3 separate regions of the Homo sapiens genome follow, and all the other regions are linked to region 3. The links are chromatin loops, found by intact Hi-C in ENCODE. Cell type or tissue: heart right ventricle. All regions are shown on one strand. Each heading gives the region's core, and the rest is flanking DNA. Links, peaks and the distances in the headings are about the cores only. Region 1 has its middle 16 kb from the start of PRR23E. Region 2 has its middle 24 kb from the start of CHCHD6. Region 3 overlaps PLXNA1 (plexin A1).

What was found. A loop is a pair of places that touch in the nucleus more often than their neighbours do. Peaks named below come from ENCODE experiments on the same cell type or tissue, not always from the same donor. Only the 100,000 strongest peaks of a DNase experiment are listed, where the experiment ranks them.
Region 1: a loop joins it to region 3, with 2.0 times the contacts of the local background. A loop is called at or near these places in 27 of 110 quality-filtered maps.
Region 2: a loop joins it to region 3, with 4 times the contacts of the local background. A loop is called at or near these places in 67 of 110 quality-filtered maps.

The regions. Positions count from the first base shown.
Region 1 is chr3:127,171,687-127,181,762 of GRCh38, forward strand. No RefSeq gene overlaps it. Among named protein-coding and RNA genes, the nearest start is that of PRR23E, 16 kb to the right of the region's middle. In heart right ventricle, for the core only: a CTCF peak has its summit at 5,762 (motif pointing left); no DNase peak of the experiment used is centred there; H3K27me3 peaks cover 629 bases.
Region 2 is chr3:126,674,765-126,684,840 of GRCh38, forward strand. No RefSeq gene overlaps it. Among named protein-coding and RNA genes, the nearest start is that of CHCHD6, 24 kb to the right of the region's middle. RefSeq lists enhancers at 4,111-4,717, 4,233-4,332. In heart right ventricle, for the core only: a CTCF peak has its summit at 4,651 (motif pointing right); a DNase peak (open chromatin) is centred at 4,657; H3K27me3 peaks cover 832 bases.
Region 3 is chr3:126,990,482-127,000,557 of GRCh38, forward strand. PLXNA1 (plexin A1) reads left to right here. Exons shown (of 32, transcript NM_032242.4): 3 at 903-1,085. Among named protein-coding and RNA genes, the nearest start is that of PLXNA1, 12 kb to the left of the region's middle. RefSeq lists enhancers at 4,471-5,104, 4,553-4,612, 7,005-7,638 and a silencer at 8,925-9,219. In heart right ventricle, for the core only: no CTCF peak of the experiment used is centred there; DNase peaks (open chromatin) are centred at 4,434 and 4,544; H3K27ac peaks cover 2,514 bases.

The DNA of each region.
Region 1 (10,076 bases), core at 1,343-9,342, 180 kb after region 3:
GTTGGCCTCAGAGTCACCTCATGCAGGCAGAGAAGCAGCAGCATGTCAAGCCCAGGGAGGACATCACCCCTTTCCTAAGCTTCACCTCCTGGTACCAAGGCTCATAGCCCCAATCCTATTCAGGGGAGATGCTGGTGGCCACACTGAGGTATCCCCAGGAAAGGGCATGGAGGGAGGGCCCTGGGGCTGCGCCAGGGAGGCATAGGCCATGCTCTGGGAGAAGGGGCTCTGCACACTCAATGTCTGCCAGTGGAAGATGAGACCTCAAGCCGTGTGTCCATGTGGAGGGATTTTGGGGGAGACACTGGGGCCCAAGGAAGTCTCCTGGAGTCCTGGACTGAGGGCTTGGCTGTGGATGATGGGGAAATTTGGAGAGAGGAGGCATGAAGCAGGACCATGAGAAAGGGGGGCTGTGTGAGCAGAAGGTGAACGCGGGGTATGGGGAGGGAGAGCAGAGGGAGAAGTTGGACATAGGGCACTCGGAAGGTGGAGGGTGCTCTGGAATGCTCCAGAGGAATCTGGGGAGACCTCTCCTGTTCATGCCCACTGTGGGCTGAGTGCATAGAATAAAAACAGAGCTCCTCTCATGAGCCAGCCACCCCCCTGGCCTCTCACTCTCCCTGGATGCCCCAGCCCCTTTGCCCCCGACACATGGGCCTCTCTCTCTGGGACTGCTCAGAGCCTCCACACTGCCCTTCTATGGACAGAACACTTTTCCCATGCAGCTCCTGCTCATCCTTTAGGTTTCAGCCCATGTCCCCTCCTCGCGGCCTCAACCCAAGCTGTCTGCTGTGTGTTGCCCTCTGCTGTGCGTGGCCCTGCCTGATTTTCTTTGTCACACTGGCCACGACCTCCAAGTGTCTTGGTAGTGTTTTTGTTTACCACTTCCTCTCCCAACAGGTTTGTCACTTCCAAGGTGACTTTGTCTACCTTGTTCATGACTGTAACCCCAGCTCCTAGAGCACACCCAGCACATAGCAGATGCTTGAAAGAAATTTGTCAAATGACTGAATCCAGGCGCCTTTAAATTCTTACCCATGGGAGTGGGGGCATTGTATCACCACACTTGATTTTCAGGGAGGAGGCAGAGGTGAAAAGAGAGTCACCCGTCCATGGCGACTCCACGGGTGAGGGGCTGTGGCCGCTCCTGAGTTGGTTTCCTGCTTCCTTCCTGAGTGGCCTTGCACAGGCCATCCACCCTCTCTGGGCCCCAATGTGGGCTGTGTGAGGAGTGGGCGAGAAAACATCCACGGAGATGTCCTGCTTCAGGCCAGACACCTGTGAGCCCCTGTTCCAGGCCACTGACACACAGATATCTGGTTCTGAGTGGCTCTTACGTGTGTCAACATTGCCCTTCTAACAGCCCTGCTGGAGTGGGGGAGGCCTGAGCTTGGAAGAGCCTCTGAAGGGAGGGCTGATGTGTGAGGGATTTATGGACGCTGCTCGAAATGAAAAGCAATTCAATTCAATCCCAGGGTCGTAAGAGACTTCCCGGAGCCTCACTAAGTGGGTCTGGAGCAGTGATCAGCGTTGCAAATCTATTAGCTGTGCTCGGCATCTGGGGCCGCCGCATGCATGAGTCATCGGGGTGGGAAGCCAGGAAGCTGCATCGTCCGGCAGGCCACTCATCAATTAAACTCCTCTCCGTTTAATTAAGACATAAAACATCACCCTGTGTGTCTGCCAGAGGGGCCAGACACCCAGGGCTGTGGCAGCCCCACAGGCAACCCCCCTGCCACCCAGACCCAGACATCCACCCGGCTGTGGGGCCACCGAGGAGTCTTTCTGTCCATTTCCCTGCCCAGGACTCGGCATCCCCAGTGGAGGCCCCTCTGCTTGTATGCTGCTGGGGTGACTTGCAGCTCACTCCTCTGTTCCTCTGCCACCCTGGACAGGACGGCAGAGTGGTCAGGTGTGCCTCTGGGGTCAGGCTGCCTGTGATCAGGCTACTTAGCCATGTAACTTTGGCCCAGTTCTGAGTCCCTCTCTCTGTGCCTCAGTTTCTCCAGCTGCACATAGAAGGATGGGACTAGTATCATCAGTGCAGGGTTAATTTGAGGATTAAGTGAGTTAAGGTGCACAGAGCACTGGGGACAGAGCCCAGGCTGTGGACAGCATCTCTGCACTCACTGCTGAAATGCCTCCTCCCAACCTTCCCTGTCTCTGCTGCCAGTCCTTTGACAGTCAGCCCCAGTGGACCCTGTGCTTGTGCTTCCAGGACCTCTGGGACACATGGGGCTGGATGCTGGGCAGCCCTGCTAGCTCACCTCCTGCACCAGGAGTTCTGAGGAATAGGCCTGGCTCTACTCGCCCCCCATGTCTCTGGTGCCCAGCACAAGCCCTCACGTAAGTGCGAGCCAGCAGGTTTCCCAGGTGAATGGATGACATGAATAATTCCTTCTTCGACTCTTCTGGGCCCCAGAGAATAAGATGAAGGTGGATGATGTGTTAGAAAATTGCCATCCCTGGCATCAGGCTGATCCAGTCAAAATTCCAGCTCCTTTGTGTAACGTCCTTCCCATCTCTCTACCTCAGCATTCCCATCTGCAAGTTGGGTGCTGCACTGCACCTCTGCTGCTGGCTCAGTATCCATTCCTTCCTTCGTCCTTAGTAACAAACATTGTTTTGCAGGAGGAGCAGTAGTTGTCTCAGCAAAGGTAAGAAGAATCCCTTTGCCAGTCTTCCTTGCAACTGGGGGCAGCCTAGAACTCCCCTGGGACCCCACTAAGCCAATGGAATGTCCGTGGGGTCTTCAGGGGGCTCTGGGAAGTCAAGCCTGGCACTGGATCCTCCTTCCTCACTCACGGCCTTGAATTTGGCAACTAGAGCCAGCCTGCTGAGAGCAGAGCTAGAGGCAGCCCCTGCCTGCCTCCAGACCCCTCACTGGACGCTGCATGACCACAAGAGGCTGAAGACTCTGTGAATTGGGGTCTTCTGTTTCTTAGAGCTGAGGGCATCCCACACAAACCCAGCAATGTCACCCCCACCAGGAGCACACAGAGTGCCTACTCTGGTGCCCTGCACGGAGCAGGTGCTGGATAAATGTGTGTCCACTCGTGCCCAGCCTGGCTCACCATCCTGCTGGCCTGCACAGGTGCAAGAGAAGCAGGTGAGGCTCCATGCTGTCAGCACATGCTGCGGAACCTCTAACTGCTGCAGCCTGCCCACCAGGGCCAGCCCAGAAACATCTAGTGTGCAGTAGCATGGGAGAGAGAGCCCCAGAGAGGGAGGGTGAGGTGCTCTGTGGGCCCAGCAGCAGTCACTGGGGGTCAACCAGGGAAAGTTTGGCCTTGAGCTGGCCTGGCAGATGGCATGGCTTTGTCATGAGAAAATTCAGGGGAAGGGCAGTCCAGGAAGAAGGTCTGCAGGTAGGAAAGCCCAAGGCAGGGCTGCATACCATCCCCAGCACATGGGGCTATGGAGGGCCCATGGGAGGGCACCTTGACAGAGCAGGTTAGGGTGGGAGCAACCGGATGGTGGGCTGCATTCTGGCTTCATTCTGTCAAATGGCATCCCCACACTTCCGCCATCTGTGTGTTTTGTCAGGGTGTCATACCACCTACGCTATTGTTTACTTCATACACACTTTCAATTCAGTTCCCTTTTATAAACCTAAACAAATGTATCTATGGATCCCGACAAGAAAGCGGAAAGGCAGTACCACTTGCCATCGGAGGTACCTGAGAACACAAGCACAATGAGCGCCTGAAACAGCCAGCGAGCCAACTTGCGATTCTGCCTGCCAAGGCTCTGGCCTGACGCCGGTTTGCTCTCTATTCAAAAGGGAGATTCACACATGTTGGAGAGGTGCGAAAGACAGGCTAGAACAAGCAGAGACTTTCTGAGTGCTGGAGTGAGCAGGCTGGGAAGAGCACTGGACAGGACTCAGCACACTGATGACATGAGGCCTGATTTAATGCAGGGCAAATGTGCATCCCACGCAGAACCTATGAGCAAGAAAATATCATCGGAGAATGGGTTACTGGGGCAGACAGGGTTTGATCCACGGACGGTAAATGAAGATACAAGATTTTGTTGTTGTTGTTTATAGAGTTAGGGTCTGGCTCTGTCACCCAGGCTGGGGTGCAGTGGCATGATTATAGCTCGCTGCAGCCTCTACCTCTGGGGCTCAAGCGATCCTCCCACCTCAGCCTCCTGAGTACCTAGGACTATTGGTTTGTGCAACCACGCCTAGCTAACTAAAAAGTATTTTAGCGATGGGGTCTCATTCTGTTGCTCAGGCTGGTCTTGAATTCCTAGCCTCAAGCAATCTTCCTCCCTTAGCCTCCTGAGTCACTGGAGTTATAGGTATAAGGCACTGCATCCGGGAGAAGGTTCTTCTAAAAGGGAGAGGATGCTGGGGGGAGAACAGGAAGGGGTGAGAGTCAGGGCAGACCCCCCAAGGTATCTGTGTCCTTCTGCCACCTCGAAGGTGGGCTCTCCTTGCTAGCTGAGTGCAGATGGCCTTCAAGGTCTGCTCTTGCTAGAATTCTCTGTCTCCCCCAGTGGGAACTATTCAGGGTCATGGAAATGGAGTCTGAGGGGGTAAGAGAACTGCCTGACCCCAGAGCTTCTGACCCTCAGATCATGTCCATAGAAACTACTGCCCCCCAGCACCAATGGCTCTCCCAGTCTTTCCAAGGAGCATCAGGAGGTGCTTCTAGGATGAAGAGAGACAAAGGGTAGATTGGAGGGGCTGCAGCCCTGTGAGCTTAAGGATACCAGCCCCATGAAAAATCCTAGAATAAACAGTTACATGCACGGTTTGAAGCCAAAAGAGCCAACCACCAGGAGTTGACAGGGGCCCACTAAGAAACATTTTGATGGAAGACCGATATCATGTGCCACAAGTAGATGGTGATCAGATAAACACGAGGAGGATGAAACAATGTCATCCACTACATATCTACCCTGGTTGCTATCTGCCTCCACTTACTGCACTTTTATGAGGCTTAAAGGAGTTTTCTTCAACGCAAAGAAAAGAGACACTTCAGAGCGTATTAGTCTATTCTCATGCCGCTAATAAAGACATACCTGAGACTGCATAATTTATAAGGGAAAGAGGTTTAATTGACTCACAGTTCTGCAGGGCTGGGGAGGCCTCAGGAAACTTACGATGGCAGAAGGGGAAGCAAACACATCCTTCTTCACATGGTGGCAGCAAGGAGAAGTGCAGAGTGCAGGCAGGAAAAGCCCCTTATAAAACCATCAGAGCTCGTGAGAACTCACTCACTATCATGAAAGCAGGATGGGAAAACTACCCCCACGATTCAATTACCTCCCACTGGGTCCCTCCCATGACACGTGGGGATTATGTGAACTATAGTTCATGATGAGATTTGGGTGGGGACACAGCCAAACCATATCACAGGGTAACAGCTGACCTCACTCGAGATTCTTACGGGCAATCAAGAACAGAACAGCACTCTCAGTTATGACTGTTTTTATGAATATTTTTTTAACATTTGTTGGTAAATTCTGGCAAATGCAATAACACAGGAAACTGAAATGGGAGGTAGGACTCTTGTAAACAGCCACGTTTATCTTAGTTTAGTATACTTACATCCCTCTAAAAAATAGAAAACTAATTACAGTGAAGGGACTTCTGTAGGTGGCTGAATATAAGATAAATATATGCAAGTAAATAGCTTTCCTATAAATACAGCAGCCAGTTAAAAACTGTGACAGGCACAGAGATGTGCTGCTCAAATCCCCTTCATAGAGGGACTTCTTGCTCCACCTGCTGGGAATGTAGTCAGCAGCCTTCAGATGCCAGTCTTTTCAGGGACAGCCTCAACGGGAGATGGACAGCCTCAACAGGAGATGGCCACCCTGACCTTCCCAAGGGTGGCCTTCCCAAGGCTGTACACATCCAGTGACTGAGGGAAGCAAGGATGAAACCCCAACTGGACACCTCCAACAGGGTGTTTTAGTTCCTGGGATCCTCATGGGGTCAACTAAGGTCATCAGGCCTGCCTGGCCCATGAGCTCTCTTTTTTTTTTTTTTTTTTTGAGACGGAGTCTCGCTCTGTGGCCCAGGCGGGAGTGCAGTGGCGCAATCTCGGCTCACTGCAAGCTCCGCCTCCCGGGTTCACGCCATTCTCCTGCCTCAGCCTCCCGAGTAGCTGGGACTACAGGCGCCCACCATCACGCCCGGCTAATTTTTTTGTATTTTTAGTAGAGACGGGGTTTCACCATGTTAGCCAGGATGGTCTCGATCTCCTGACCTCGTGATCCGCCCGCCTCGGCCTCCCAAAGTGCTGGGATTACAAGCGTGAGCCACCGCGCCCAGCCCCATGAGCTCTCTTGAACTTGACCTTGACCTCTGTCTGTCCAGTCCTGCTTCCTTCTCCTCTCCCCCATAGCATTGATTCCAAGAGTCAGCTGCCTGGAGAACCCAACATAGAATAATAATGTTTTGGGAAAAATGTCCCCTTAACAATAGCAACAGAAAGTATAAAATAGCCAACAATGAAATATTAAATGAATTTCATAAAGAAAATTAAAACCAGGGGAGAGAGTCCTGCTTCAAGACAATAGGCCATCAAATGCTACAGTTGCCCTGTGATGCTTAATTTTGGTGTCAACATGACTGGGATTAGGGATACCAAGGTATCTGGTAAAGTGTTATATCTTATTTTTGGGTATATCTGTGAGGGTGTTTCCAGAAGAGATAAGCATTTGAATCAGTGAACTGAGAAAGGAAGATCCACCCTCAACAATGCTAGCAGGTACCATCCCATCCTTTGAGTGCATGGATAGATCAAAAAGACAAAGGAAAGGCAGATTCACTCTTTCTCTGTCTCTCCTTGAGCAGAGAAATCCATCTTCTTCTGCCCTCAAGCAATGTAACTCCAAGTTGTCAGGCCTTGGACTCAGACTAAATTATACCATGTCTTCCCTGGTTCTCCAGCTTGCAGATGGCATATCATGGACCTCTGAACCTCTATAATTGTGTGAGCCAATTCTCACAGTAAATCTTCTATCTATCTATCTATCTATCTATCTATCTATCTATCTATCATTTATCTCTCTATCCATCCATCCTGTTGGTTCTGTTTCTCTGGAGATCCTCGACCTTTGCTAAACCCTGGCCTGTGACATACCCCTCTCTGCACTAAATCCATACCAATAAGAAAAAATATTCAACAATTTAACAGAAAATTAACCATCCCACTTGTAAATAAGAAGGGGACTTCTTGGTAGACTTGAAACTGGGAGGAGTCCCCAAAAATGCACAGAATAGATGGGATTATATGGGAGAAAAAACTGCTGGCCGGACAAAGTAATGTCTGCAAATGTCAAATCAGCAAATGTCTAGAGATGCCCATGCTGTCTTCAACAAAGGGAGGAGCCCCTCCAGAGAGAGTTAACACATGAATCTTCAGGAATTTCTAAAAGCTATCGTTAAAACAAACAAACACTACACAATTACATTCAGAAAGATAAAGACTACTACTTCATCCATAAAACAAAGATGGGGGTTATGAAACAGAACTAAATAGAGATGGTGGAAATGAAATATATAACATTCCATGTAAAAGATTAATAGATTGGACACATTGCAGAACAATGCAGCACAAAGGAATAAATAGCTGGAGAGTATGGAAAAATGGGACATTGAGGTTTCAGGGACGTTCAATATCTATCTAGTTGGGATTCCAGAATGGATTAAATAAGAAGAAATATTTTCAAAAAGTAAAACAGAACCTCTAGAACTAAAAAATAAATTAATCTTCAAATCGAAGGCACACACTGAGCAAATCACCGTAAGACAAAAAACTGGCCACACTATGCTCACATTCCATTACACCAAGGATAAAGAATCAACCCTAATAGTTACCAATAAAGAATGTGGGCCATATATAAAAGAATAGTCAGATGAAATCAGCAAAATGAAGGCAAGAAGATAATAAAACAGCATCTTTAAAGTGCTGAGGCAAAATAACTCTGGAGTTGGAATTCTATACCCAGCCACACTGTCAACAAGGACTGATAATAAGATGAAGTATTGGAATATTAAGGTATTTGTATCAGTTTATCACCCTCACAGATCTTCACTGAAAAAATTAATAAAGGAAGTTATCCAGTAATTACAAAAATACAGTAGGAAGCTGTGGAAGCCAAGAAGCAGTGGCAGGCAGAGACACACATGGAAGGCATTAAGCTTGCAGGCGTACTGATTAAAAGTAGTCTGGGATAGGCGAGAAGGGCAGAGAGGGTAAGAAGATGCCAAGAAACTGGCCTCTGCTGAGGAAGAATGACATGGATTCACTCACACAGTAAAGGGTAGCAAATGCAAATTGATTAAATATATCTGTGGAAAGACAGAGACTGGCCTGTAAATATTAACAAAAGAAGGAGGGTATATTAGTAGCCACATAATCTAAAATAAAATTTAAGGAAATGTCATTATAAAGAGTCAAAAACAATGGATCAATCATGATTCAGAAGGAAACACTCGAAGGATTAAGAGAAGAGCAATGAATGAAAGTCCTACTTGCAGGGATACTGGTGTTAGAGTTGGTAGCTAGGCAGACATGAGCAGGGAAGGAGAGGGCTCCCCCAGCAGGAATATCAGGCCACCATCAGGTGATGGTCAGGTGGTTGTTAAACTGTCTCTCTAAAATAATAATTGGTTGCACCAGGGAAAGGCAGTCTCCCAGTAGATAGAAAACACCTGGAGCTGGTAATCAGCAGCTTTCCGATAAGATCTCAGGAGTTGGGTGAGTGGGCTCAAGCATGTGCACTAAGAGGCAAAATGGAGTTTAACTGGTACATGACCCTCCTCTAGGAACACTCAACTGGTAAGGGAAAAACACCTCAGATGAGCATGTGCATAACTTCAGTAAATACACTGTGCAACCCCTCCCAAGTGGGCCTCTCTAAGCCCACCCCAAGGGAAGAATCAGGGGAGAAGAAACACAAACCCCAAGTCATGCCAGTGTATAAAACCCCACAGCAAAGGTCGGACGAGGCACCTGAATCTCAAGTTGCCACCCTGGCCCTCTTCCAAGTGTACTTTACTTTTTTTTGGTCCTGCTCTAAAATTTTTTAATAAATTCTCAGTCCTGCTTAAAAACTCACCTTGGTCTCTCACTCTGCCTTATGCCCCTCTGACGAATTCTCTCCATCGAGGAGGCAAGAATTGAGTTGCTGCAGACCTGTATGGATTTGCCGCTGCTCATATTGGCAGGGCTAAAGGAACCAACAAGAGATGATGAGGTCCCCAGGGCCCTGCCGAGGTCTGCAGAAGAGGGAGAGAGAGTGGGAGGTGTTCCAGGGCCCAGGGACACTTGCAGCTTTAGGAGAGGGACAGTTGATTAGGAATGCAGTTGCCACCAGCCCACAGGCCTGCAGGGAGGAATTGGGCGACAGAATCAAGAACCTGAGCCCACCCTCTATCCTGCTCTCTGATTTCCTGAAAGCCAGAGCGGGCAGGAGTGTGGCAGATGCAATCTACTGAGGGAAGCTGCTGGGGCTCCAAGCAGGGCAGAAAGGTAGGCCTGGAGGGGCAAGCAGGCGGTCATCACTGAGGGGTGCGTCTCATCCTGGTGAAAGGAATGATCACCAAGAAAATATAACAAGCATAACCATCAGTGTACTCAACAACAAACTTGAAAATACACAAAGCTCAAAAGATAGCACAAGGAGAAACAGCAATCTACATCACATGTTCACAAGTAGATCACACAGAAACAGTGAGAACATCAGAAACCTCTGTGATATAATCTAACCAGTACCAATTAAAACAGTAAAGCAGGATATTACCAACTAGACAGAATTCAGGTTTCCCATGATAACACTGGAGCTGGTCTGTAGGGGTAGGGAGGTGGGAGGGCCGCAGTCACTCAGCCAATGAAAGGATTCTGAGAGAAATCCTTTCTTTGGGGAGAAAGAATACAGGTGTTGCTTAACATTAGAATTTTAAGAATATGCATGTGTTAATAATTTAAAGGTAATGACCAGAGGCCGGGCATTGTGGCTCGCGCCTGTAATCCCAGCACTGGGGGGCTGAGGCAGGTGGATCACCTGAGGTCAGCAGTTCAAGACCAGCCTGGCGAACATGGTGAAAC
Region 2 (10,076 bases), core at 1,473-9,472, 320 kb before region 3:
TTGTTCAATCTATTTACTCATATATGTTTTGGACAATGTGGTTGGCTTCCTCAGAATTTGTTCCACCTCTTCTATATTACATCATTTCCAAGTGTTTGGGATATTATTGAGTCTTTTCACACCACAATGAGCTATCATAATCTTGGATAATTGAAGAATTTCTCCCCTTTATTCCAATTTATTTCAAAATTTTGTACATAAGCCAAATCTAAGTCAACCAGTCCCTCTCATCCCCTTGGCTGGCCACATTGATTAGTTCAGCCATGGTCATATGACCTAATTTTGTCCATGAAGATTTAGCCCAGGAATTGTTTTTTATTGATTGAAATGAGAGATATCTCTCAGACTACATGCTAATAGGGAAATGTTTGACTCCAGTTGCTTCATCAGCCATCCTCTGATCATGAGGAGAGACTGCAGAAGATGAAATTAATGCCCTGCCTGAAAGCAAGCATGAGAAAAATAAGGAAACCGGGTCTCTGGGAATGTCATTCAGCCACTGGATCAGACTCACCTGACAGCTGCTCTATCTTTGGACTTTTGTGGTCCATTGAATTCCCTTAATTATGTAAGCCAGCTTGAGTTGCATTTTTCTGTTACTTGCAACCAAAGCATCTTAACAAATAAATATATTTCAAGGTTCTAATATTAGGTGAAGAAAAATTCATGACTCACAATGTCTTAATGAATTATATTTTTTCATAAAATATTATTCTTTGTCCTAGTTAATTAACACTTTAGTCCTTAAATTTTATTTTTTTCTAAATACTACCATGGCCAAATCTACTTTCTTTTGTTGGTATTTGCATACCTATCTTTTTCTATGCTTCTCAATGTAAATTTGTCTTTTTCTTCTATATATATCTCTTAGGATAGGATATGGCCTAGTTAGTCACCTTTTATGTCTTAGAAGTTCTTGATTAATTGAAGACAGGTACAAGAAATCAGATGATAAAGCCAAGAACATATTGCAACAGAAGCAGATTCATGGTTGCCTTGGGCTGGCGGTGTTGGAGGGGTGAGAAAATAGGGAGGGGGAGAATGGGAAGTGATGGCAAGGGGTTATAGAGTTCATCATTTTGAGTAATATAAATGTTCTAAAATTGATTGTGGTGATTGATGCACCTTTCTGCGAATATGCTAAAAGCCATTGAGTTGTACACTTTCAATGGGTGAATTGTATGGTATGTGAATTGTATCTTGAAGCTGTGAAAAAAGAAGATATTGAATACATAAAACAAGAATAGGATGCTATGGAGAAGAAGCAATTACAAAGCCAGAAAATAACTCTTGTAAATTTGAAGTATTATTGTCAAAATGTGTGTGTGTATATGTGTGTGTGTGTGTGTGTGTGTGTGTATGTATATACATATTTAAGCATCTTATGTTGCATTTTTCTGTTACTTGTAATATTATAGTAATATTTGAAAAAAATACATATACACATTTATTTGTATACACACATGTGCATATATATCTATCTCTATATGTATAATAAAATTTCCCACAGTATGGGACAATTAGGTAAAAAGGTTTTAAAAAATGAGAGAAAATATAAGAAACCAAGAAAATCAATCCATGAGGTTGAAATGCCTAATAGACTCAAAAATAGAGGACAGAGAGAAAGGGGCATAAATAGTAAAATAATAATATAATAATAGAAGACAATTTCCCAGAACTGAAGCACCTGGGTCTTCAGTTTGAAGGGAACTCAAATGCCCAGCATAATGAATAAAAAAAGGCCCATGGGACATCAGCACAAAATTCCAGAATATCAAGAATAGTGGAAATATCCTACAAGCTTCCAAAATAGGTGGATGCAGGGAAGGGACATTTTGGCATCAGCTGCCTCATCAGGTACTCAGGCTGCCAGAAGAAAGTGAGGACTGTCTCCAAATTTCTGGGGGAAAGGAATTTTGAACCTATACATCTAGGACAAGCCAATGTTTAAAGGCAAATAGATCTTTTCAGATCTGAAAGGACTCAAGGTTGACCTTGCACACATTTTGAGAAATTATTTGGGGTTTCTCTCCACCAAAAAGGGGATGCACCTTGAGGAAGGGCTCCAAGAAGAAAGTGAGTCCATCCCAGAAGGATAAGGAGTAGCAGTCCTTGGGTGACAGCCAAATAGCAGTTAGAGAGTGACTGATCCAAAGAGAAGGAGCGAATTGTCCAGGAACAAACCAGAGACTATAGAGCAGCCTCTCCTCCTTGGTGGGGGGAGTTTGCCCAGCAGAGCCTATCCTCAGCTTATTTCCAGGGTCTGCAAGGGTGACTTTCCAGCAGGCTGCCTTCCCAACACCCAGCCCCCAAGGGCAGATGGTGGAGAAATAACCCACAGACATGTAACTACCCAGATGGATGACCTTGATCAGGTCCAGGAACAGAAGAATGAAGGAAGAAGCAGAAGAAAGGAGGTGAGCAGGGGTACCAGTTAGCTGTTGCTGTGTGACAAAACACCCCAAGGCTCAGTAGGTTCAAATAACAACCGTGTAGTACTGCTCATGAGTCTGTGGGCTGGCAGGATGCTTCTGATCATCTGAGCCGGACTCAGCAGGGCTCACTTGGGTATCAGCTACACATCAGCATCTGGGATGGCTCCGCTGCTGCTGAGTGGTATCTTTCTGAGTGGCTAGCAGGCTAGCCCAGAGATCTGAAAGGAAGAGGAAGCATGCAATGGCTGTTACAGCCTAGCCTCAGAACCTGAATCCCCTTACTTCTGCCACATTCTGTGCACCAAAGTGAGTCACAGGCCAGCTCAGATCCAAGGGCTGAGAAATGCACTCTGCATCTTCTCAGGAGTTACTGCACAGTCACCGGGCTGAGGACACATATGCAAGGAGGGCTGCAAAACCATGGCCACTGTTGTAAACAACCTACCATGGGGACGGAAAATAAGGATTTTTTAAAGGTAGCAAAAAGTTACTTCTCTTACCACGTGGGATCTCTTTTCTTTTCTTTCCTTTATTTTTGTTCAAGACAGAGTCTCACTCTGTTGTCCAGCCTGGAGTGCAGTGATGCAATCACAGCTCGTTGGTGCCTCAAACTCCTGGGCTCAAGCAATCTTCCCACCTCAGCCTTCCAAGTAGCTAGAACTACAGGTACATGCTACTGCAACTGTCTGATTCTTTTTTTGTAGAGACAGGGTCTCACTATGTTGCCTAGACTGGTCTAGAACCCCTGGCCTTAAGCCATCCTTCTGTCTCAGCCTCCCAAAGCACTAGGATTATAAGCATGAGCCACTGCACCCAGCCAGATCTTTTTTTCCTCTGTGACCCGGGCAGAAATGGACCATTTTCCAGATGAGAAATCTAGACCTTCTGTGTGGTGCAGACATTGCCGTGTTCATTTCCCTATATTCCACATATAACGAAGTCTCTGGGTGGTCCCAGGCTGGAATCCAGTACATCGCTGGAGCAGAGCATTGGACGGGAAACTCTCCCACTGTGGCACGTGGTGGCAGCCGAGGTCTCCAACTGAGGCTGTCAAGGGAAGGAAGAGCTAGCTCCCCACCCGCGCCCGCTTCTTTGCTGAAGTTGATCTTTCCAGAAACCAAGCATGGAGGTTCTGAGGGTAATGGAAGTGCCTGCTCAGGCGGAAACTTAGAATTATGCCAGCTGCTCCCTTGGCTGCAAATGGAGACCTTAAGTCACCTTGGAACAGACTCGCCTTATTATCTCTGGAATCTCCTTAAATTGTATAAATGCAAGGCAGGCCGTCACTGCTTTTTTTGAGAAAGGGTGCAGATTGACCCTCGCTTTCTCTGACTTGGAAATGTCTGCCCTTCCAAAGAATCCTTAATACACAACGTCAGGGAGAAGGGGGTGGCAAATTCACCCAACGGCCAAGAGCCTGCCAGAAAAAAGGGATTTGGGACTCTGTTCCCTTCTTTTATTGGAGCCAGAGGCTCTCAGAGAGGCCCCCGGCGGGAAGGGTGGCCAGGCCCCAGAGTGTACCTCTCTGCAAGAGAAGGACAGAGTCTGGCTGGGGGTGGCCTGAGCAGCCGTGCAGCCTCGGGTTCTTAAACAGGGTGTGGCAGAGGCTCAGGCCCTGTGAGCAGCCAGGCATTCAAAGAGCTGTCGGCTTAGAGCCTCCCGGAAACACCTGCCTCTGGGGTTCTTGAACAACTTGCGCGGCCGGGAAGCTTGTACGCCCAAGATGCAGGATGCCTGTTAATCGGAGCAAGCGGGAGGACGAAAGGAAACCATGTGGCAGGAGATGGGCCCCTCTGTGTGCGCAGCTGGACTCGGCCCTTTGCTCGGATCCTAGCACTCATGACAGCTGGCCTCACGAAGAGGTCCTCTGGTTGGCCTCTGCCTCTCCGATTCCCGCACCCCTTAGAGCTAAGGCCTCTGGCACTCCTCTCTACGACCCCACGGTCCTTTCTCTGCACCACCCCACGGTCCTTTCTCTGCACCGCCCCCACCCCATCCCTGGGCACAGGGCCTGGCATCAGTAGAGGATTCTTGCGCGAATTCGGTGCACGCCGAAACATTCTACAGAACCCATTTCCACTTTCAGCTGCGTGGGCCCGGCAGGAACGCGCTCTTCCTCGCGGGCCAGGCAGGCAGCCCCTTGGGCTGGACGCAGGTACCTCCCCACAGGGCTTCTCAGAGCGCCAGATCGCAGCATGCACTTCTGAAGGCGGCCGCGAGGTGGCACTGCGGCTTCTTGGGAAACAGACAATGCGAGGTCTCCTTTCAGAGGATCTGGCCTGGGCTGCCCACTGACCCGCGCAGGCGACGGGGACGGGGCACGTGCCTCCCAGGCACTGTCAGTCGGCCACCCACAGGGACCCAGCACCTCCAGGGCCGGCCAGTCCTGCCCAGAGTGGTTCCCAGGGGAGCTGTGTTCCAGCTCGGTGCCTCCACCTCCAGGTCTTGATTTCCTCTTAAAATAAGGAGGATGACACAGATTACAAGGCAATGAATAAGAACACACTCTATGAACTATAAAGCCGGGCAGAAATGCCTGCTGTGGATGCAGGGATGAAGAGGGACAGGAGAACCCAACGCTGCTCTTAAGGAATGTCCTGGGGGCACGACTAAAACTCACCATGGGCCGAAGGCAGGGTGAGGCTTCGGAAGTGTGAGAGGCTCCGAAGGCATCCTCCTAAAAGGGAACCATAGAAACTAACAAAGCTAAGCGCTTTGCAGCTGGAACTCATTGAAGCCTCACATCTGCCTCTGATTCTCTGTAGATTCTCTACCTTAATTATCCCTATTTTACAGAAACTAAGGCCCAGGGAAGCTGTGACCTGGGGGAGCCCTCATGTTAGTGAGTGGGCAGGAGGGATGCAGAACTGGAAGTGGGGAGAGGCACTGGAGGGAGATGGGATGGAGTGAGAGAGGGCAGGAAGGTGAGAAGGATGCCTGCAGGAGGGAAGCAGGGGCAGCATGGGGCCCTCGGCAGCCCACAGCTTCTTTCCTTCTCCTCCCAGGAACTCCATCAAGGTCCCATAAAACTGGGGCCGGCACATTGGCCTCTCAGATTTGGTTACTATTCACTTGCAGAAACCACGTAACCTATAAGAATGCATTTTATTCCTCCACGGCAAAGGTATTGTCTGCTGGTAAAAGCTGCAGAGTAGTAGTTATTGGAGGTGCAACCGGTTTCTGCAAGTTCTGATATCTGGAGACAGATCAGAAACTAGGAGTCACTGGGAGCTGAGTAACTTGATTATTCCACTTCATGTGGTTTCAATTATACATTTATTTATCTCACAGCATTATTTGTGCTTCTCATCCTTCAAACGTGATGTGTGGAGCAGCTGAGAATTTTCCGAGAGGAGATCTGAGTGTGCTTCTTCCTGCCTGTCTTCCTTCCTTTTTAATGAATACAATAATTAGTGGCTAAATAAAATTCGCCCACAGGATAGGTGCATACAACTGCTTCATGAATTGGCAGATGACAGTAACGGGCAGCAAGCCTGGAAAACCTATCACACAGGCTCAGAGCACCTCTTTTGTCAACTTATGACGAAGAACATCTATAGGCTCAGGAAAGAAAATTCAGCAGCCAGGGAGTGTGGATGAATTTCTTAGGTCTGGCAGACAAGATGTTTATGTCACACACAGGACTGAAATTCTAAGCCGCAAAGATATCAAGCCTGGGCTTGGAGGAAGATCTGGAGTTTTCTTCATTTACAAAGTCTGTGAATCCTGGATTATCCCACACTTATCCAAGACACAGGGAAGCAAAAGACACAAGGCTTTTCTTATGAAAAGCAGAACAAGGAAGACTTGGGAGTCCAACAAGTGAGGTTCCAAGACCCAGCCTGCAGGAGTACGGCTAGGGCTGGAAGTTGTTGCCCATCCCACCAAGACTTGTAGGCCAACCCAGTGTATCCACACTCAGTCTCTCAATGGCAACCACTGATCTTTTTTTCTGTCCCCATAGTTTTGCCTTTCCCAGAATGTCATAGAGTTGAAATCATCCAGCCATGCTCTGGGATAATTCTTCTGTTATAATCTTCAGATTGTCAATTTCATTTTCAGCTATATTCAGTCAATTTATCAGCACATCTATTGAGATTGTTTTTCCTAATTTGGCAATCAAGCATTTAATACCTTTTTTTAAAAAACAATAGAGACAGTGGTTCGCTATGTTGCCATCTCTTCTGATACTCTTCCTCAGCCCCCTTGGGCCCCTGGTCCTCCAGGGACCACTTATGCTGCAGCATCTCTGCAGGTCACCCTCTCTCTCAGCAAACGCTGACCTTTCCTTTTGCATTCCAGGCTCTGACATGCATAGCATGTGGATTTTAATTTCAGGAATCCATAGCTAAGTTTTTTTTTGGAGGGGACACTGGCCAGACACAGATGCAAACAGGCACAAAATTGTGCCAGCCCCATGGTGGTTTGTGGGGGATTTGGGGACTTTGGGGGACCCAGTCTTCTAGCTCTATTTGCAATGCAAACACAAGGTTTCTACCTAAAGGGTATTGTTTAGTGGGGCTGACAGAGGTTACAGGAGGGATGGTAAAAGTCCCCCAGCCGCCAAGTGGGGTGGTCCCTGTTCTGATGCAGGATTCTGATAGTGACCTTGAATACAGAGGAGGTGACCCTCTCCTTGCTCCTCACCTTGGTCAGCCACACCAACAACTGCTCAAAGTGCATAGGGTATACAGAGGTCTTTCCTCAACAATCTGCGCCATTTGGCCAAGTAGGCAACTAGAATGACCACTGAAAACTCAGAGGAAGAGTGCCAATTTATAGCTCTCATTATAGTGTAATGTTATTTCCTTAAAAGTTTGTGCACACATTTAATGAACTCATAAAACTTAAACTATCAGAGTCTTGTGGTGAGGAGGCAGGGTACTGTTCTTGTAACTTCACATTCTAGCAGCTCTGGGTTGAAGCCACCCCTGCAGGGCTGGGAGCTGGGGGCAGGTGTGTGAGTGACTCCCCCAGGGGGCTCTTCCCAGGCCAGGTGCCCAGACAGTTTCCCCATCTGGGCTCAGGACCTGGGCTAGCAGGGTGCCAAGCCTCCCCAAGGAGGAGACTCTTCTCCCTCCCCATGCCCATACCCCTTCCTGGGCCTCAGGCCCTGATTGCTATGGTCAGGCCGGCCACTAACCAGGCTGCCTCCATTCCAGCTCCACGTCCCACACCCAAGGGCCCAGCTGGCAATGCTCCATGAGGCATGACCAGGCCATGCGGGGTCCTGGAGAAATCTTCATCTTCTGAGCCATGTGGACCTGGTTTCAAATCTTGACTCTGCCTCCTTCTAGCTGCATGACCTCAGGCAAGTCACATGCCCTGTCTGAGCCTCAGTTTCCTCATGTGTAAGATGGAAATATCCAACGTGCCAGGTTCCTTGGAATGCTGTATATCATAATAATAACCATTGATACTTGAGTGTTTCTGTGGCTGGCCGGGTCCAGGCTCATTCTGCACGCTTGCAGTAAATCAATCACTGTGACAAATTTTGCAAAAGAGAAGAGAGTTATTTCCCTCAAGGGCGCCAAGTGAGGAGGTGGGAGAACAGCCCTCAAATCCTCCTGCTGGAAGATAAGGCTTAGGGGTATTTACAGGTTAGGGGAGCGGGGTTCTCTAAGGCTTGGGGGAAAAGGTGATTGGCAGTGGGGAAATGAAGCAACACATTCATTCTGCACAAGTGCAGTCGGGGTTCATGGTATTTCATAGGACATGTGTACAGAAAACAGCAGTGGTAGCATGACCTGAGGGGGTAGGTTTTGGCTCTCCGATGTCAAAAAGCCACCTCTCAGGCACTTGTGCAGGCCCAGTTGAAGGGTCAGTGGTCTCAACTGGTTTGAACTGGACAGGAGCTGCCCCAAGTTCCTGAAAAACAATGGAAGTGACTATGACCTTGGTGACCGATGAATGTTATCTATAAAGTAGCCAGTGAAGGTTAAGTTTCAGCATTCAGTGGTGAGGCCTTCGGCTACCACAGACTTTAGCTTCATGGAAAAATGAAAAAAAAAATAACAAAAAGTGAGTGAGTGGCCAAAAGCAAGCGGGCCAGGCAGCCCCGATCAAATTAACCCCTTGGTTTCATTTCCTCTTTGCCAGGTATTATTCTAAATCCATTACATGTATTAATTCATACAATCCCATGTCAATCCTATAAGCAGGTACCATTATTATCCCGATTTTACAGATGGTGAAACTGAGGAATGCAGAGATTAAAATATATATATTATATATATGTTACATATGTGTGTATGTATATATATATGTATGTATGTATGTATCTCACAAGCTTTCCTTGATGCCCTCTCTGCTCTAAGCAGGACCAATGGCTCGTCCGGCCTCAGCCCCTGCCGTTCCCAGCCCCTGTGAGTTCTGACAGTGCTCTGGGCTGCTCCAGAGCTCAGGCTGTGAGCTCTTGCCTGGCTGTGGTTGCCCACGCCTGGACTGGCTCTGAGCATGCTGCAGAGCCCCAGGGCTCCAAGCAGACAGCTCCTGGGAGCAGGCACAAGCCTTTGTTTGAGACAAATCAGGAAGCCCAGCCTCCACCTGAGTCTGGGCTGCCTTTCAGATCACAGCTCTGCGTGCAGGTGTGTGTGTGTGTGCAGGTGTCTGGGTGTGTGTGTGTGTGCAGGTGTCTGGGTGTGTGTGTGCGTGTGTGTAGGAAGACTAGTGAGAGGAAATGGGATGCAGGCTGAACAAGCTCTGCTCTGAGCAACCTCAGCCCCCCTCGCTGAGAGTTCTGTGGCCCATTTGGCTTTGCTGCGCCAAATGTTCTCTTTTTACCCTGCTATCCTTGGGCATCCATGTCCTCTGCCTCTCCCACTCCAGCCAGCTCCGCTCAGGAGAGCTGTGATAAGGGACCACCTTCCTGTGGCACAGCCCCAGGGGAAGCTGCTGGGGCTGTTTGGCCGGCTGAGCAGACATCCACTTGGCTGAATGGTTAAAACCAGGGCTAAAGCTGAAGCTTAAAACTCTGAAAAGCAAAAAAAAAAAAAAAAAAAAAAAAAAAAAAAAAAAAAAAGGGAAACTGGGGCCAAGGAGGCTGATCCTGACTTTCTGCTTGAGCCACTTATGCTTTTCAGCTGATTCATTCCATCTGGAGGCTTTGTTCACACGAGGAATTTCCTGGATGGAGGGAGAGCAGGTGGGAACAGAGCATGGGGACTGGGAACAATGGACCAAGTAGCTTCGTTGTCTGGACTCACTCTCTCCCTTTCTGCAATTCACACTCTCACACACACACACACGCACATGCTTTATTCACATTGATGCACTGCACACACATACGCCCTGACACAGATGCAGCATACTCACACTGCACACGCAGCAACCCTGTCACAGCCTGGTCCTGTCAGGAAACAGATGGCTGCTCAAATGGGGTACTTGGAGGGGCTTGGATAAAGGTGTGGGCAGGGCTGGTTTTGTGAGGCAGTGCGTCCAGCCCAGGGAACAAGTTGCCATGGCAGTGCGTCCAGCCCAGGGAACAAGTTGCCATGGTCTAAAGCAGACAGCCCTTCTGTGCCCTCTGCCAGGGCCTGGTCTATGGGTGTGTGTGTGACCCACAACTGCCCAATGCCACTCCAGAAGATTGTTGGTGGCTTCCAGAAAACATTTCCTTTGTTCTGAGAGAGAGAGAGAGCT
Region 3 (10,076 bases), core at 932-8,931:
GGCAGGCTCAGAGGGCACGGGCCTTGCTTAGGGTGGAAAGTGAAGGGGCTGGGACTCGGCCCAGACCTGGGACCCCCGAGGCCAGGCCTTCTGGGCTTGCTGCTGGGGGTCGCTGGCCATCGCAGGGGAAGGCCTCGCCCTCTCTGGCTGTAGTCTCCCATGTCTGACCTGAGGGTGTTGCTGGTTTTGTCCTCAGGGCAGAGTGGGACTGCAAGGGCCCCTCAGTCCTTCCGTCTCACGCTCACTGCCTGTGTGAGGCAGGGCCCATGTGTGCTTGGCAGATGCGGTTGTCCACCCTCCCCTTGGCTTTTCAAGGAACGTGTTTTCTCTGCACCATACAGATGGAGACACTGAGGCTTGTAGGGGCAGAGCCTGGGTGAAGCCCCACCACACTCTCTCTTTGTGCCCTGCCCCAAGGCTGGGGCCTGCTCTTTCATCCCTGGGGACAGTCCCCACTGCCCCCTCCCACCTGTTCATTCCATGTGGCCTAGCCCTGGCCCAGCCTCCCCTGCTCCTTCCTCCTGAGCAGCCTGGCCCCTGCCAATGAACCCTCTGCAGACAAGGACCATCTGCCCCACTTCTCCCCACATCCCTTCCCTGCCTGCCCTGCCCTCTCCTTAGGCCTGGCGGTGGAGCAGCGCCCCCTCCACACTGGCCCCCAGCTGCTCCGGAACCTCAAGCTATTGATTGCTTTCTCGTGCTCTTAGCTGGGAGCCCGCCCTCTGCCTTTCAGGTGTGATCTGCTCCCTCCTGTCTTAAACCCTCTCTGTCTGCACCTCTCCTCTGGGGGCTACCCCCAACCTCTCTAGAAAGACAACTGCACTCCCAGCCCTGCCCAGGGAGGCCCAGTCCTCCGGGAGAAGGTGCCCGGGGAGTGGCTCTCACCCTGCCCCTTCCCACAGCCCCTGCAGATCGATGACGACTTCTGCGGGCAGGACTTCAACCAGCCCCTGGGGGGCACAGTCACCATTGAGGGGACGCCCCTGTTCGTGGACAAGGATGATGGCCTGACCGCCGTGGCTGCCTATGACTATCGGGGCCGCACTGTGGTATTCGCCGGCACGCGAAGTGGCCGCATCCGCAAGGTCAGGCCTGGGTGGGGTGGGGTGAGGAGGGGGCTTGGGGCAGGAACAAAGGCTTGCGGCCGTCCCAGGTGGCAGGCCCAGTGCTGCTGTATGCTGTGGGAGGCTAGATCTGGCGTACAGGGGGCAGGGGGAATGTTGCCCTACACTAGGCCCAGTGACCTTGAAGGGCCCCACTCCCCTCTGTGCCTCTGCCCATGACTGGCCCCAGGCCCACTAAGCAAGGACACTTTGAGACCACGCAGGAGCCTGTGCAGGGGCCCAGGGATGCTGAGGCGGGGGCTGGCTCTCCAAGGGCACTTGACCTCCTGGGGAGGCTGCTGTGTGTGGGTGGTGAGGGCAGGCCTGCGCGGCCCCCTCCCCTCTGGGCCCTGCTCCCCAGCCAGGAGATCCAGTGTCTGCTGCCTCAGCACTCTGCCGGGCCAGAGGCCTTGGCCCTGCCTCTCCCCAGCCCCTCTACTGGGCCAAGGGCAGGGCAAGGGTAGTGCCCCTGCCTGTCTTTGGCTGGTGCTTGAGGAGCTCCAGCACACAGCCCTGGGCTGGCCCCACGGTGGCAGGGGGAGGGCTAGGTGCTACAGGGATGGCTGTCTGGTCTTCAGGGTTCTCCTTTCCTTCCCCAGAACAGTGGGCTGGACAGAGGCAGTGCAGAGCTTCCTGGAGGGTGTGGGTGGAGGGGAGCTGCCTGGGCTGGGGTGGGCACCAGGCTGGCCTGGTGTGGAGGAAGCTCCCGGAGAGACTGAAGGGTGGGGATACTTGGACACCCCAGAGGCCCAGTGGGCAGTGGTGGGTCCTGGGGTGCATAACCGGCACCAGAGGCTGGTGCCGATGCAGCTCCCCTGAGCCCATGTGTGCCCGCGAGTGGGGCTGGGCCGGGGGCTGGCCAGGGCTTGCAGCTCTCAGCCCGGTGCCCAGTGTTAGGAAGGGGGCCTCCCATCTCTGCCATGGTAGTTGCCCTGGGAGTGGTGGGGAGTCCTGCCCCTCCCTGGCTCTGTGATCTCTGGGAGGGGATCCCCTGCAGCCTCAGCTTCCCTCTGTGAAATAAGCCAGATGTTCAGGCTCTGGGCTGGGGGCGGGGGGTGCTGGTGGTCTTGGGGCCCGTGGGGGCCCAGCTGCTGATTGTAGGCCCCCCAGGGTGGGGGTGCCCTGGGGTCCTGCTGGTTCTGCTCATAGTGGCTATGAGGCTGAAGCTGATGGGGAAAGTCCTGTGACCCCTGAGTTGGGTCCTCTGCTGTGACTTCCCTCTTGGCCCCCATGTGGGGTACCGCCCTGTGGCTCTGGTGCGAGGCCCCTCCCGTCCTCTCAGCCTGCACTCCCTCTCCTCACACTGGAAGGCACACAGGGCTCTCGAGCGCATGGGGTGGGTGTTGGAGTGGGTTTTGCCAGACAGAGGACCGTGCTTGTGTGGAAGCCCAGTGCAGCAGCTTAGAGACATTTTGTGGGGCGCCCCAGAGCCTGTTACCCAGCCAGTGACCAGGTTCCTCTAGCCCTACCCTGTTCCTGCTGCCCAGCACTCACCCTCTTGTGCCCCAGGGGCACCGTTTGGGTCAGAGCTTTGCTGAGGGAGCAGCAGGACACAGCTGTTCCTCTGGGTGCCAGTTGGCCTGTCTCCCCTGCCTCCTCACCCCAGTCCCACAGAGGGAAACTGAGGTACAGAACAGGGAACTGCAGAGTTGGGCTTGGGCCCATCTATGGGAAGAGGCTGCTTCTGGGTTGAGATTCTACCAACTCTTCCCCTTCTTCCTGCCCCCATTCCTTCTCCCAATTTTCCCCTTCCCACCCCTAGTCCCAAGGAGGACCGTTCTCAGGGAGGCAGGTATGGGTGGAGCCTGTCCTCTGCTCCCTGGGCCAGGTGCCTCCTTGAGCCTGGCTTTGTGGGCAGCTGCTGGATGGTGCAGCTGGGAAGGTGGAGGCTGCGTCCTCATGGCCTGACATGGCTAGTTCCTTCCTGGTGACCCTGGCCGGGCCCCCACCCCTCAGAGCCCCAAGTTCTCCTCAGAGGCTCTAGGTGCCCATACCTGCCTCCCAGCACCCAACCTGGGTACCGCCTCCCTCCACCCCCAAACAAGTCTGGGCTGGGTGCCGTGGGCCATGTGTGAGTGGCACCCTTTGGGAGCATCTGGGGTCAGCTGTGCCCAGGGGTTGCTGGCCTGGCAGAGTCTGCAGTCGGGGACTTGGGTCTGAGTTTTGTTCGGAGGCCCCCCCAGGCAAGGCACGCCTCTGCTTTGTCCCCCTGGATGCAGACACGGTCATGTTGGTGAAGAACCTGCCGCCTGTACTCTTTCACCCAAATCCACCTGCTCTCAAACTGTCCAGCAGCTGGGCATGTCCCGTGCAGGGTTTTTGAACCTCAACGTCATGCAAATGCTGCATGTCATTGTGGGTCCCAGCCCTCTCCTTGCCCATTGTGTGGCCTTGAGCAAGCCGTCCAGCCTCTCTGAGCCTTGGTGTCTCCTCGTACCATGCGGACCTGGCATGCTCGTGTGGCCTGGGGTGTGTGATGAGTGTTGACCATGCGCCTGCACCCTACAGAGGCCTCATAGCAGCCTGTCATCTGTTTGACAGGTGGGGAAACTGAGTGCTCAAGGCAGGTGCTCAGGGCTGCTGGCTCTTCCCTCCCTTTCTGCGGTTCCTTGGAGGAGGCTGGGCAGAGTTCTCTGCTAGCCTTGAGAGCTAGGCCCCTTCCTCAGTGACCCCCTCTCTGAGGAGCCCCTTGCCACCCACTCCCACCTGTGTTACAGTCCAAGACCCTGGCTGTCTGGCTAGCTCCTGCCCTCCGACCTGGCTGGGAGTGCTGCTGCTGTGGGTGCATTTTGGGGTGGCTGCCTGTTCCATCCGCTCTGCCTCCCTTGTTCCCTAGTTACCGTGGGACCTTCAAAGCCTAACTTCCCACCACAGGCCACATGGGCAGAGGGTGCCCTGGGTTTGGGGTGAGGGGCCAGGAGGAGGAGATCTACCCTCACTTGTTCTGGGGCCTGGGTTCGAGTCCTACTCTGCTTGCCTTGGCTCTGTTATGTCCTGCAGACTCCAGTGCGAGGCCTCTGGCCTTGCTCCACTGTGAAGGATGCTTGCTCCCCGCTGGCCACACAGGCCTCTACTTGGCCTGGCCCGGGGGCAGCAGAACTTCACTTCTCCTCGTCTCTCCTTGTCATGCTGACCCAACCTGTGTGTGGGGCTGGCTGTGGTCCAGGGTCCAGAGCCAGGGTAAGGAGGGCCATGCTGAGCCCGGCCCCTGGGCTGCCCTGCCTCCTTCTTGCTCTCAGGGCCTTGGGAGAGGCCGGGCCCCGGGGCTCCCTCCTGCCTGTTCACATAGGGCTTCTCCTTCCCTGAGGCAGCTGGCCTGGCTGTGCTCTCAGAGCACAGGGCCCCGCCTCCTGCCTTCTTCACTTGGTCTCCTGGAGCTGGGCCCTGGGGACCCCCAGCCCACGCTTGACCCAGGGGCAGGCCTGCCAGGCTTACCACTCCCTGTCTTTCCCAGGCCAGTCTTTTCCGGGCTTTAAAAAGTGTCTGGGGAGCTCCAGGGACTTGGCTGGCCCCGGGCCAGTTCCTGTCAAACTGTTGGGGTGTGAAATTGTAGCTGATTAATTTAAGACCTGCCAACTTCGGCTATGGGGCTGACTGGGGGTGCCCCTGTCCCCCCTCCTTTCACCAGAGCCCTGCCTGGCACCTGCTCTGCACCCACACAGGCAGCCTCTCCCCCTGGGGTGCCTCTCTCAGCGAACTTCCTGCGCCCTGCTCCCAGCTCCTCCCGTGGCCTCTGGGGACCCCGGGCCATGTCAGGAGCTCACAGGAGCAGCCCCTGTTTTGGGTCCTGTAGCATCAGCCCAAGTACCCCCATGGGAGGGGAGAGCACAGGCCCCGGCCTCCTGCAGAGCGGGTGCTGTCCCCCTACAGAGGAAGCTGGGGAGAGCCTTGCCCTGTGGGCCGGCTGACGGGCACCCGAGGCCAGCCCTGCTCTGGTCCTGCTGCTGCTGCGGGGCAAAAGGAGCCAGCCCCTGGCTGAGGCCCAGCCTGCCCATTCAGGGAATGTAGGCCTGACTGCCTGAGCACCCGGTTTTTCAAGATTCTGGAAACCTGTATTTTGTGTGAGATCTCTTGGTTATTAAATCCACGTTGTAAGAGAGTATAACAGGACCAACTCAAGCATCCCTTTGGCCACCAGTTTGTGGCCCAGGGACCTGCACTGTGGCCTTGAGTAGCTTAGGGAAGCCACCCACCTGGGCTCTGAGGCATGGCCCTGGTGAAGCCCCATCCTCTGGGGCCTTGGTTTCCTTCCCTGGATGTTGGGTGCATCTGGGCATACCCCAGGGAGGCTTGGGGCTTGAAGTTCCTTCTGGAGCTGACCCCGATGAGCCATCACAGCATCTCCCTGTGGCGGTCCCTGCACAGAGGCTGCAGCTGCAGTTCCCTGTGTGCGTCCTGGCCTGGCTGGCCCCTGTCCCTGTGCTCATGGGCCCTCAGGACTCATGCTGCAGCACCTCCTGCAGCTTTCCTGGTCCCCACCATTCTTCAGCACTCCTAGGGGTTCCCAGTGGTGGAACCTGCAGCAGCTGGGTCTCTGAAGTGCTTAGGAGGCCTGTGGCATTAGTTGCCATCCCTGAGCTTCGGGAATGGTGGCCTGCGGGGCCTGGAGCTGGAGCGAAGCCTCTGGAGCCCTGCGCAGCGTGGGAGGTGTCCTCCGCCCGGCCATCTTCCTCTCTGCAGACAGCTGGGCACCTGCTGTGTGCCTGGGCTGCCTGGGGACAAGGAACACCTGCCCCCTAGAGGCCCCACTGCTCTAGAAGCTTTCAGCATGCTTTAGAGGCCTCTTTGCACTCCCCTCATACCCCCGGACCCCAGGCAGGATTTTGGAATTTGTAAGTTCTGGAAGTTGAGTGGCATCTCACAGCCCACGCAAGTGCAAGGCAGTTGGTGGCAGGTGCCCACTGTGGGGTTGGCAGCTTGAGCCTCTTCAGGTCTGTAGTGAGCCTCCCTGTCCAGGGTCTGTGCCAGGGATGTGGTAGGAGACCGTCCTGAAAGAGCTGGAGCTGGGGGGGCAAGAAGTGTGCTGGCCACAGGCAGCCCTGACCCAAGGGAGGTGCAGGGCAGGACTGAGCCCCCAGCCCCTTAGCCGTGGAGAGGCTGCTGTCCCCCACCATTGAGTTTCATCTTGTGTGTTGTTGAGGGAGGGACAAGGGGAGTTGATTTCAATGACTTGCCCTTGAAGCCTACAGTCATTCCCAGGTACAGCCTGTGCTGCACTGTTGGCGTTCTTTGGGGACGTGCCCCTTGCACCTGCAGCATGCAGCCCACTCCCGAGCCTGCAGGAGGGTCCTGTGCCCTGCATGGTCAGCCTGTGACAGACGCCACATGGAAGTGACACACATGGAAGCGTGCATTGGGGGTGTGTCACGGGAGAGCATAGGCACCTACCATCCCCGGCAGCCCCTCCTGGTCCTTCCCTTCCCAGGGTGACCGCCCTGGCTGGCTCCTTTGACGCTGTGTGCTGCTATGTGGGCTCTGGGGTTGAGTCATCATCTTTTGCTTGGCAAGACTCTTCCTTACTGTGGGCAGCTGTGGTGCGTGCCATGTCCTCATGTTGCGTGTTTCAAGCACACATGCCTGTGCATCCTGCCCACTCTGGATGGCCATGGTGTTGCCAGTCCTTGCAGGCCTGTTGTAAGCATGGCTGTGTGTGGATTCCTGTGGCAGAAGGATGGATTTCTTTGGGGTTTCAGCCTGGGAGCAAGGCTGTGGAGCCTCTGTTGTTGTTCTGCCTTAACTCTCTGGGACCACCTCTGCTGCTGCTGAAGGACTTGGTGGCGGCCTGTGGCAGTGCCCGGCAGCATGTGGGGTCAATGGGCATGAGGCAGGTGCTCTGGGGCAGGCCACCGGGTCCGTCTTTGCTGTGCCCCCACTGGTAGTCTTGGTGGGATGGGGCAGAGCCAGCTGCCTGTCATGGCTGCTCTCTGTGGGGCCTGAGTGTGTGCTGCCACTGCCCGCCCAGGCCAGCAGTCCCAGTCCCCTTCACGGGGCCCTGCACGGTAACCTGCCGACATCTGTGCTTCCTGGTGAGCGTGTGCCCGCCCCCTTTCCGCCTCTCCTGGATGTAGTTGGCCACTGTGGGCTGAGCCATGAGGATGCAGGGAGCGACCTGCTGTTTGCCCTGTGGGCATGATGAGTGCCGTCCCAGAGCTGGTGGTGTGCGAGGGTGCATAAGCATCGCTTCTGCTTCCCAGTGGCTGGCAGGGCCACCCATGGGGCACTCACGGAGAGCCCTAAGCCAGTCAGGCCTAAGCCAGGGCACGGGCCCGTCAACACCATTGATAAGGTGGAGGCAGCAGTGGCTTCCCCATGCCGTCCTGTGTGTGCTCGGGCTCATGGCCAGCCTGGCAGGGGCAGCCTTGTGAGTATCCACACCGGGCAGTCGCCTTCCCCCACAGGCACATGGGGCCTGTGGTCCCAACCACAGCAGAGACCACGATGTAGGAGGTGCTGGCAGCGTGCAGTGGGTATGGAGGCTGGAACAACCCAGGGGACTGGGTGGTCTGCTGGAAGGGTGTTCTGGGGACAAGGAACAGGAGGGCCAAAGCTCAGAGGTGCCCCCCGTGGATGCTGGGAAGCGTACTGTGCCTTTTGGGGTTTCAGGGGCTGCCTCGGGCACACTATGCTTGTGTGGTGGGTCACTTCACCAGAGAAGGTGGCTGGACCAGCTGGATGGGGGGTAGGTGCTGATGTGGGTCTTTGAGGGCCCAGGGCCATGGGGTGGCACTAGGGTCAGAGCTGGAGGTGGCATTGAGGTCACAGGATGGAGGAGAGAGGGCACCAGGCAGCTGGTGGGTTTGAGGGAAGACACTGGGGCAGATGGTCCCTGCTGCCTGTGTCCCCACAGGACCCGTGCTGGTGACAGCCTGGCTGTGGCGGAGACTCTGGCCAAGCCCCAGGTTAGCCCGGAGCCCAGGCAGTGGTATGTGACTGAGGTGGTGCAGTCTATGGTGGTTCACGGTGGCCCCACCAGGTGTGGCCTCACCAGCTGGGTGCTAGGTTCCCCAGGCAGCTGTGCACATCTGCCCCACAGCAGGGCCAAGCACTTCCCCTTTGGAACCATGAACTCCTGAATTCTCACACAGCTCTGTGAGGTGGATGTTGGCAGATGAGACCAGGGGTTGGGGAGGTCCACTCCTTGCTGAGGGGTTGCTGCTGGGGCAGGCTGGAGCCTGTCTAAGGCAGCCCTGGCTGTCCTTCACCTGCCAGGACCCTGACCTCAGTCTCTGCTCTCCCTGTGTGCTGGGGGTTGGGGGTGGAAGAGATGGGATTCCTAGGACACTCTCTCCCCCGACAGGTGTGTCTGGCCTGATTCCAGCCCTCGGGCTTCCTGCAAATCCTGTTTTAATTACCCAATTACTGCCAAGAGGAAATTGCTAATTGCTTTTCCAGTATCAAGTTCCTCCTGGCCTTTCTGAGAGTGGTGGGGACCCAGGAAGGAGGCCTAGAACCTGTCCACAGCTGGAGGAGGGGGCAGTCCTGTGAGGGGTGAGGAGGGTCTGGGAGTGGGTCCGCTGGGGCCTACCTCAGCTGTGCAGTTCTGGCTGGGAAGGGGAGGGGCAGGTGGGCTCTGCACCCTGTGGGGGTCCTGAGAAGAGAGGGCAGCAGAGGCTCCTGCCCCTCGGGCAGCCCTTCCTGGGGCCACCTCAGGCTGGGGACGGGTTTGGCAGCTGCCTCTGCAGAAAGGCTGAGAAGTGTGTGAGGCCTCCACGTGTGGGCACCTCCTTAGCTGCTGCCCCGGTCTTTGCCTGTCCCCACCTTGTCCTGTCCTTCTCCCAGCCCTGGGGCCCGGAGGCAGCTCCACAGGTGCATCCCCGCCTCACAGAAAGAGGGAGGGCCAGGCCCCTGGCTGCCATCATGGGGCAGGCAGAGTTGGGCAACTCCCCTTGCCAGGTCAGGGCCAAGCCGGGCAGCCCCCTGCCTCCCGGCGGCTGGGGCGCGTGCCGGTCCTGGCACATAGCCTGGGTGGCCCAGACATCCTCCCGGCACCCCCGCCTGCCCTCAGCCCGGAGAATGGGCCCTTTGTTGGCTCTGGGCGGGATGGACAGCTGACCTGGCCGGGCCCTCAGCTGCCCGCCGGCAGCAGTTGGCCAGGGCTGTGGCGGTGATGGGAGTGGGTACAGCCAGCAGGGCCAGCCTGGGGCCTGCATTGAGCCCTGCCTGCTGTGTCCTGGGGGCAAAGGGGTGAACCTGCTCCCTGGCCTATCTGTGGGGAGGGTCAGATGAGCCCTGTGGTGGTGGGAGGTGCTCAGTCCAGGAGTGAGGGCCATGCCTGGCGTGGCCTGGGCACTGAGAGGCCTCGGGACTGCACTTCGGTCTCGGCTCCGAGCCCAGGGTCGACTCGCCCGTGTGCATGTAGGACAGGTACCCCAGGGTTAGATGGTCCAGGCAGAAGCAGGTGGGGGCATCCCGTGTTCCGCCAGCCAGGGGTGGGTGGGGGCCTGGTGCAGCCAAGGGGCATATCCAGGGAGGCTGCTGGCTCTGCTGAAGCCCCTTGGGTCAAGGGGAGGGTCCTCTCAAGCAGGGGGCGGCATGCATGGGCAGCGCCAGCTCCTGGTTTGTGCTGGGAGGTGGGAGGGTGGGCTGTTGGGGCCAGTTGTGGAAGGTTCTGGTGGTCTTTGGGGAAAGATTTGCAGAGCAAGGAGGTGACAGCTGGGGGAAGATTCCAGGGCATGCCTGTGGCCCGTTCCCATGCCCGGGACACGTCAAGCCTCTCATTTGCTCTGCCAGCTGCCCAGCTGCTGTGGGAGGGGCTTCTGGGCCCAGCCACCTCGAGGGTGGGCTGCCTCCAGGCGGGTGGCCCGAAAGTGGACAGCTGTGGCCAGGGTGTGGGCGTCGGCACGTGGGCTCCCGGCCGGCGTGTGCCCTTCTGTCCTGCCACCCGCTCTGGCCCCAGGTTCACCTGCCGTCTGTGCCCCTGTGCTCTGGTTCTCCTGGAATACCCTCCTGCTGGGTACTGGCTCCCCCTTCCCA